Linked DNA regions of Mus musculus: region 2 is linked to region 1. A link is a loop called in an ENCODE intact Hi-C map of the cell type or tissue named here. Cell type or tissue: heart. All regions are shown on one strand. Each heading gives the region's core, and the rest is flanking DNA. Links, peaks and the distances in the headings are about the cores only.

Region 1 (4,388 bases), core at 211-4,210:
GTAATCTCTTAACTGCAACACTTCTTTAAACATCCATCTTAGAAGTTGGCTCAAGGGCTGGAGAGATGGCTCAGCAGTTAAGAGCATTGACTGTTCTCCTGAAGGTCCTGAGTTCAAATCCCAGCAACCACGTGATGGCTCACAACCATCCCTAACAAGATCTGATGCCCTCTTCTGGAGTGTCTGAAGACAGCTACAGTGTACTTACATAAAATAAATAAATACATCTTAAAACAAAAAACAAACAAACAAAAAAACATAAAAAGAAATTGGCTCAAACATATGAATACTAAAAGTACCAACAAGTTCAACCAGGAAAACACCATTTCCAGTTCCAATATCAAGCACTGAGGCATCCAATGGGATCTTGTGTTTCTGCATCCACCGTATTAGTCGGTTCATACTCTCTTCCCCAAACCTGTTAGAACAGAATACAAAGAGCAGAGAGACAGCAAAAGTTACAACTACACGTTAAGCTGTTTATACCATAGCGCTCACTTAACGCCGGTCCTGAAAAATGACAGTAGCACTTTATCTTTATCGTTACTTAGGATGCTGCACCTCTAAAAATGGAACACCCAGGATATGTGGATATTATACATATTTATGTATATACCCACAGGTAACATAGAAGTATACTATATCTATAAACACACATATTCTATCTACAGCAACATTAATCCTTAAACATGGTGCCCTAATAACTCTGCCTTTTTGGACATCAGCAAATGCTGGTTCTTACTTTCTAAAAAAAAAAGAAAATGACAACTATGGAACGAAAGCAACTTTCTAGCGCTATGAGCAATGTAAGTCTGGGCCATTAAAACAGAAAAGACGCATTTAAAAGCTGTCAGTAAAGCCAGAGGCAGGTGGATCTCTGAGTATGGGACTAGCCTGGTCTGCAAGTGAGTTCCAGGACAGCCCAGGCTATCAGAAAAACCTTGTCTCAAAAAAAAAAAAAATAAAAAATAAAAAATGAGAACAAGGAGAGAGAGAGAGAGAAATTGATTTTAAAGCTGTCACAGAAGCCAGATTCAGCCCCGAGCTTCTGAAGAGCTCAAGGCTGCTTTGTTGTTTTAAGTCCACATGTTCATGCTCTCACACCCACACAAACAATTCCTCAGCTTAACTTACCAGATTTCTCCTGTATCCCCATATTCTTGGAATGTTCTCAGTTCTCTCTCATAAACAGCATCCCAACTATATAAACAATGAAATGTGAAGCAAGAATCTCAAATTAAACTGTCTTTTGTGAATTAAACAAATATTTCCATTGAAGTTCATGGCTCCTTACAACAGCCTTAAACATTATTAGTGTTATCAATAAATGCATATAGTGCATTTAAAAAAATTCCTTGGGTTAAAAGAATAAAAATTATGGATAAGCAGGATGAATCGTACAAGTACTTATACCCATCGGATGAACACTCCTATACACATTTTATCTTAAATAAAAAGGGGCAATTGTCCAAGGATCTCTAAGTCTCAGTCGCAAGTCCAAAAGTGAACTGCACAAACTGAGTTTGTTACTCCAAAGTTGGTCTTCTATATGCAGATCCAGGATTTTCTAATCAGTAGGTCAACTGTTTGCTCACAGTGAACGCAGCCAAGATAAAATGAACTTAAAATTAAGTGCTACAACAGTCTCTGCCTCTCCCTGTATTCTAGTTCGCCCATTAAATCTTTTCTTAATCCTCAAAACTGCAACCCTTCCCATTATCATCCGCTTTCTCTTCCTATTTCATCTCTAAAATCCCTGCTCCCTCCTCTAAAATTCCCTCTCATCTTAATGCCTAAACCCCCTCCCCGCACTCCTCTATATGCTTATCCATTAATTTCTGAGATTCATCTTTCTTTCCCCAGAACCCCTACCATCTATCTCCCTAGCTCCCAGTTTAGAGCATCTTCCATTTCGACTACCTCCTGCTCCGGGATCTCACAGCTCTGTGGGGACCTCTCTCGGGCCTTTGTATAATGTTGCCCAACTCTCTCCCCCCTTTCCCTCAGCCAGATTCCAGACCCCTACACGGACTCCCCAAGGGCCTCGGGTGGGCTTGCATCCCTTGAAGTGCTTGGGGAGTGCTTGCGATCTCGCCCCTTAAGCCACCACAGGTCGCCTCCGCCCTCCTCCCTCAGGCCCCATTCAGGAGAGGGCGCCATCTCCTTCCGGGCCTCAGACGCCCGCTCACCCTCCCCGCCACACTCACTGCTCTCGTGTCCCCAGCGCGGACGGGACGAAGTCATCCGCCGCGGAACTGCCCTCTGGAGATTGCGCGGGGACCACAGCACCGCTGTGGCCCTCAGCATCCGCGTTCATGTCGCTCTGCGCTCGAAGCCGCCATAGAGACGCGATTTGGGCAGAGGGGAGGCGCGGACCTGGCCTCTCTAGGCAATAGGAGGCTGTCTCTCTAATGCTCCAGACCAGACCTTGGGAGGCCAAGCACAGCAAAGAACCGAGGCTGCTTAGAGGCCGCTAAGTGTGCAATGCTGGCTAGAGAAGCCAAGATAGCCTTCCAGCCAACATTACATTTACCCCTTACTCTCTAGCTCTCAAAGTGACCAAATCTGGGGACTGCTGTCTGTAAGTCATCGTTCAAAATACTGCACTTTGGAAAACAAGCTGCCGGAAACCACAAAAACCGTCTGAAACGCACAGCCTTCAGCCCAAATGCTTGTCATCTCACTCTTTCAAGACCTATCTGGAAAGTGGATAGGGCGGCCGGCCTCATTGCATTGCTGCCTTCCCGACCAAAAGACTAATTTCATTTGTGGCTAGAATTATGAAAAATGAACTGATAAAACCGGCTGACCTTTTAAGAGCTAATGGCCAAGGAATTGAATGCCTTTGGGCCACCCAGGGTACCACCACCAGCCATGGAATTATGATAAAATGAGTACAAATACTAGGGGGCCTCAGAGGTTCTTGCTCTGTCCCCAGCTAGTCATCTGAGCCTGTCCAAATCTCAACCTCTACATGCTTTAGTTTGTTCACTCTAGTTTGCTCAAAATAAAAAGATACTTGTTCTTCAAGTCTGATTGAACCTGAGATATCTTATGCCTAATGGTCTGACTACAGCCAGTAGTTCTGCAATACAATGCAAAAGATCTTAGGTGTCAGATCTTGTCTGTACTAGCCATGAAATACTCAGATAAACATGGTTCAATGTCTAAGGCAAGGATCTCAGAGGCCCCTAGCAAGCTGCCTTCCAACAAGAACTTGTTTCCAGGACTACGTTTCTGTTGACTTCGAAGACAGAAGCCCAGTAACAAGTCCCTTGAGGCAAACGGCAACACATGTTGCCCTCCCAGTTTGAGCAGTTCGTCTGCTCCTATACATGGTGTTCCAAGATCTTCTGGCAGTAAAGAATAAAGTAAAGGGCAGATGGAAATCCATGTACATAGTGATTAAAGAACTCAAGAAAGAGCGTAAGTAACCTTATTACAGAGCACTAAAACCACCGGATACCACAGCCAATTAGTGCTGCCCTGGGCAAGTAGCTGTTTTGATCTTTTCTAGACTCTAGATGCTACAGAAAGAAAGCCTGAGTGTGACAGACTGGGTCTTTAAAAGTTTTAGGTTTTAATTAAGAAGCATCCATGAAAGATAAGCCCATCTTCAGCCTCATGTCTTGCCAACAGTTAAGATGTTTTTGCTGTGTGTGATGAAAGCTATAAACAGTTGTCGGTATGGAGCCCTGGGGGAGGTGGGGGGACCCAACATGGTTTATACCAAGTTTCTTCTCTGGCTCCAGGAAGGATTATTCTGGCTGCTTAGTGCTGAGGACTGTGGGGCACCACCTCTGATCACCCAGGGAAACGGGATTCTTGGCTGGGAGAGAGGTTCCACTGGGTAAGCTGCCTAGCACCAGAGAGAAGCAGAACTATAGGAGGGACACAGCCCCTCCCACTGAGCACCACTTGTGTGAGGCCACAGGCAGACTTGTAGAACTTGAGGTTGCCAGCGTCGGTTCTGTTTTGATTTGTTTTGTTGTTTTCTCTGTGCACAGTGCCCACTGGTAGCTCCTCTGGAACCATGCTTCCCAGAATCCTTAAGCACTTCCCATTTGACATTCCGTGGTCATAGGGCAGAGCTTTCCCTTTTCTGACCATGCAACACTCAGGACCAGAGAACACACTTCTAGAACAAGCTCCCTTCTCTGCCCCCATCTCTTCCTTTTGCTTTGATGTGAGCTTTTGAAAGGGGACACTGGGCAGTTGTTTCTTGAGTTAGAACACCCCCCCCCCCCGCCCCGCACGCCATGTTTTAAAGCATCACTGTGGGCAAGTTCTTGAATTTCCCCAGGTCAGTTTGTGAAGCCTCTATTATAACAAGCATAATAGTGGCACCTGTCACACAAGACACTCTGAGAATACATATGAGATTAGTC
Region 2 (4,388 bases), core at 326-4,325, 120 kb before region 1:
AGGCCCAGTAGGGACCTCCCTGGTGTACTGGAGGGGCTCAGGGCTCTGGTTCCCAGAGGTTAGTAGGTGGGCTCTGAAGGTAGGGGTACGGTGTGGAAAGGTGGGGGAGGGAGACAGAAGGGCCATGTAAGAGGCTTTCCCAGCCAGAGCCTCTTCTAGTCCAGCTGAGACGAGACCCAGCTTTCCAGAACACCTATCCATTTTCAGGTAGATAAAGGGTACTGTAAACTCACTAGCGCCCTGAGGGGGAATGCTATGGAATGGAGCCACAGGAGTACCACATACAAGGAGGAGACCCATGGGCAACAATACCAACAGTGGCCATCTACCACGGGGGGGGGGGGGGGGGGGGGAGGGGGGGAGCTTGGGGGAGGGGAAGCTACAAGCAGTGACCAGGTTCAGCCTTTGAGTAAGTAGTCCAGGGTACCTGTGGCCTGTGTGGGGAGCGAGCCTAAGGCTTCAGTGTGGAAGGAAGCAGCTGGGGTAGCTCAGGACTTTCCTTGGAGGCCTCCGGTACAGGACAAGCATTGGCATCATCACCTCCACCATGTGCTCTGATCTCCTATTTGTGCTCACAGCATCTTTCTCAAGGAACAAAGGAACTTACTGACCCAGATTCTTCTTATATTTGGAAAAAAAATTAATGGAAAATGAAAGCAATAATAAAAATTAATTCTGACACTTCCTCCGTTCTTGCTGAGACCTGCAAAGTCTTAGCCCCTAAAACAGGCTCTAAGGTTTTGGGGTGGCTCTGCTCTCCAGAAGTCTTCCTGATGTGGGGGTGGGGCAGTGGATAACAGCCAGTGCTGCAGACAGAGAGGTGACAGCAATTGAGTAGGGCTTCAGCCAGGGAGTTGCTCAGATTGCTTTGAGAATCCTGAAGTCCTGATTAATGGACAAGATGGCGTTGTGCTCTGCCAGTGGGGCTAGGGTGCCTTTTCTTATGAAAAGCACGGCCGCACACTGCTGGCGGCTGTCTGGCAAGAATGCCTGCTTGCCTGACCTCATTGCAAGGGCTCAGGGGAGACACTGGCATTATCCAGGAGCCAACGGGAGTGGGAGGAAAGGCCACTGGACAATGCCACTCACTATCTTTCTTGGACCCTGGGACTTTGGACTTAGGACCTTGGACTCAGAGATGAAAACAGTAGGGACTGTGAGGCCACCACGAGGGACAGAAACATCCAAGGGACAGAAACCTCTGCAGCAAGCCTGTGTTTTCAGGGCTGAGTGGGCACCACGCAGGTGCCTCTCCTTTGCCACTGCCTGGCTCAGAAGGATCTGCTTTCCCGTAACAGGGAGCGGGGAGGCCCTCAATGGCCACTGCCTCCAAAGGTCTTTCACTCAGCAGTGGTTCTCAATCTAGGCAATACTGCTTCCAAATCAGCATTACCTGTCACAGACCCCCATCTGTGACACTTCTAAGCATCTAGGCGGTCAGAACAGAAAAGCTCTGAGCACAGGCCCCAATGCCATTAGCATGAAAGCTGGGGTCACTCTACTCTATCGCCCATCAGGCTGGGAAGGGCAAGTATCTTTTTTGTTGGTATTCAAGTGCCTTACAGAATGCTTTCTTTATGGTACCAAAGCTATATCTGCTCTGGCTCCACCCTGCACTCATCCGTCTTCCTCAGGTGTCTCCTCCGACGCCTGGAGGAAGAGGGGAAGAGAAGCTGACAATCCTAAGGCATGCGAGCCAGTGGAGCTGCTTTCTGAGAGCCACCCGTCCCTGAGCGGGCTCTGCATGGTTGTGCCAGCATCTTGTGTCTCCATGTTGTTCTGAGCTTCCAGCCCTGGGCTGTGAGGCCAGTGGCTAAAGACATTACAAGGTATACAATGACATAATCGCTGAGCATGGTGGCCCTGTGTCCAGCATGGACGTCAAAGCTGCTCTCTGCTGCTCCTTCCCATCTCTGCCTTCTCTCTCTGAATGTTAAGCCTGTGGCTGTGGCATGATTGGCTGGATTACTTGAGGTTAGACACCCAAATGCCATTCTCTCTGGGTCTAAAGTGAGGCTCCATTCACAAGATCCCAGTGCTCAGGCACCCTTGGAATCAGCCCTGGGGTCATGAATGACAGAGGGCCATCACCAAGCACAGAGCCCATTTTGGCTGACCCAGCACCTGACACTGGGGGCCCAGATCAGGACTACGTCACTGCTTTAGGAATTAGTCAGGGCAAAGGATGTTGACCAGCACAACTGGAAGCTCCACACTTAATGGCCAGGCCAGGATGAAGGAAGGACAGGACTCTCTGCTGAGAGGCTCTGTGTGGGTGGCAGACCTACTTCCACAGGGTACAATTTGGTCCTCCTAACAACCAAGAGAAACGAAGTCACAATGTGAATGTGGTGCTGAGGCTCTGAGGGAAGAATCTATCCCCAGTACCATAGTGAGGAAGGAAGTAGCAGAGAAGGCCAAGGTCACCACAGGGGTCCTGTTCATCTTAAGGTCATCCCAGCATCTACCTAGAAGGATGAGAAAGAGAGAGCTGCCTAAAATAAGCAGATAACATCACCAGGTGTCACTAGAGAGACACTCAGTAGGAGCTTTGCTGGCAGCACCACATAGGGCCAATCCTAGAGCCAGCCTAGAACATCAAGACAGCACGCCCAGCTAGCAGCCAGCAGGGGGCCCAGAGGAGAGACAAAAAGGGGAGAGGAAGTGGGTGCGGGTGAGGAAAGCATCGACAGGAAATGCCCTTGGAACACGCCCTATGGCAGCAGCAGGCTGAGGCCTGGCCACCCCCACCCCCACCCCCACCCCACAGTTCTCTAGTCTCAGGTCTCCCCGGGATGCTGAAAACCTGTTTGCCTCTGCAGGACAAAATGGCACACCCCCTCCACCTAAGAGCCCCCTTTCGAGTCGCACTGGGACACCTCAGCTTGCTGAGGAAACAAAGACACGGTCTCAGAAGCTCTAGGAACATCTGTCTGAAACTCTTGAACAGGGGAACACAGCAGGGGCATAGCCAAAGGCAAGCCTCTAAGATGGATAAAGGCAGATGGGCAGTAGCTGTCTCCACACTCAAGTCCCCAGCACCCATGAGCCTGGGACTTCCATGGAGGACAAAGGCGGGGGGTGGGGGGTGGGGGGCGGAGGTAGGGAAAGTCAGATTCGACCTGCTGTGTCTTGGCCTGGATCTGCCATACAGCCATCTCCTTTCCCTCAGAGCTGGTCTCCCTTATTGACAGAAACAATGGCCTCTGCTCAGTCATCCTGGTAGGACTATAGGGAGAACTGGGAAGGAGGGGTCTGCTGAAAGGACACTAGGAGAGCCTGAGGCTGCACTCTCGCAGTGGCCACAAGCCTGAGAGATCTCTGCTTTGCTTTGTTGACTGGCACTCAGGTTCAGAGAGGTTTGGGACCGTGTCAAAGGCCCTAAGACTCAATCGAGAACTAGGCCCAGCTCACTTGCTCTGTGTGCTAGGGCTCCTCAGCCACTTACAGCCTGGGTGGGATTAGCAAGTGTGGGAAGTTGCCGGCCTGGGAAGAGAAAGCACCGCCCGGGCCTGAGGAATGTGCCTAGTCACTGGAAGCCAGGGGAAAGCCGTGACAAGTCACTCAGGCAGAGGAGACAGGATGGAACCAGGGGGAGAGATGAGTATGAGAGTGTGTTCTCGATTTGCAGAGTGGCAGAGAACCAGCTGGGAGAGCGCCAGGAAGAAGGCAGGCCTGGTTGCTGCCCAGGCACCATCTAGCTCACAGAGATCTTGAGAAAAGAGCCTCACCTCTCTGGGCCTCAGGTATACACTGACAAATGACACGCCTACCTCTTTGAGCCTGGAGGCTGATGGGCTCCAGTTGGGCCCTCCTGCACTTTCTTCCTACCTCATATCTATCCTAAGAAAAGCAACACTTTCCTACAGTCTCACGGGAGGCTGTGCTTGTGCCTGCTTGGTCCCGCTCCGCCCCATGTGAATAAGCAAGATGGGGATGGGTGGAGAGATTCCCGTGAGGCTCGCGGCCAGGCATGAGCGCCGTTCTGACCCACCTGACACCATAACAGTTAGCAACTGCTTCAGCCGGCAGACTTTCCCCCAGGGTATAGTCCACAGTTGGCCTTCATGCAACTGCAGGATGCCTGCCTGCCATGAACAATACCCATGTGTTAGTTGGCAGTTATGTGTGAGCTGAGCATGATCTCCTTAGAACTCGGAGTGATGCCGTCTCTGGTCTTTGGGATACAGTGGGAAGTATGGCTTTCATTCCTTTAGCTGATGCCTATCAAATGCATGTAGGTCTCTGGAGCTATGCCATGCACTCCTCTAGAAGGCAAGTACTCTCATTCCCATTTTGTAAATAGGAAAACTGAGGCCTAGATTAATAATATGTTCAGAATCCTGCAGCTAAAGAATGGCAGAGTTAGGCAGGAGCCCTTGCTCTCT

The links. Peaks named below come from ENCODE experiments on the same cell type or tissue, not always from the same donor. Only the 100,000 strongest peaks of a DNase experiment are listed, where the experiment ranks them.
Region 2: it touches region 1 in a loop (2.3-fold over the local background); 1 of 42 quality-filtered maps calls a loop at or near these places.

The regions. Positions count from the first base shown.
Region 1 is chr7:132,850,292-132,854,679 of GRCm38, forward strand. It overlaps Eef1akmt2 (EEF1A lysine methyltransferase 2), which reads right to left and starts at 2,356. Exons shown (of 6, transcript NM_028095.1): 1 at 2,208-2,356; 2 at 1,135-1,200; 3 at 304-418. The coding sequence starts at 2,317. In heart, for the core only: a CTCF peak has its summit at 2,144 (motif pointing right); a DNase peak (open chromatin) is centred at 2,270; H3K4me3 peaks cover 1,601 bases; H3K27ac peaks cover 1,496 bases.
Region 2 is chr7:132,732,726-132,737,113 of GRCm38, forward strand. All of the region lies in intron 4 of Fam53b (family with sequence similarity 53, member B), which reads right to left. Among named protein-coding and RNA genes, the nearest start is that of Fam53b, 79 kb to the right of the region's middle. In heart, for the core only: a CTCF peak has its summit at 2,611 (motif pointing right); DNase peaks (open chromatin) are centred at 1,726, 2,656, 3,536, 3,976 and 1 weaker place; H3K27ac peaks cover 2,945 bases.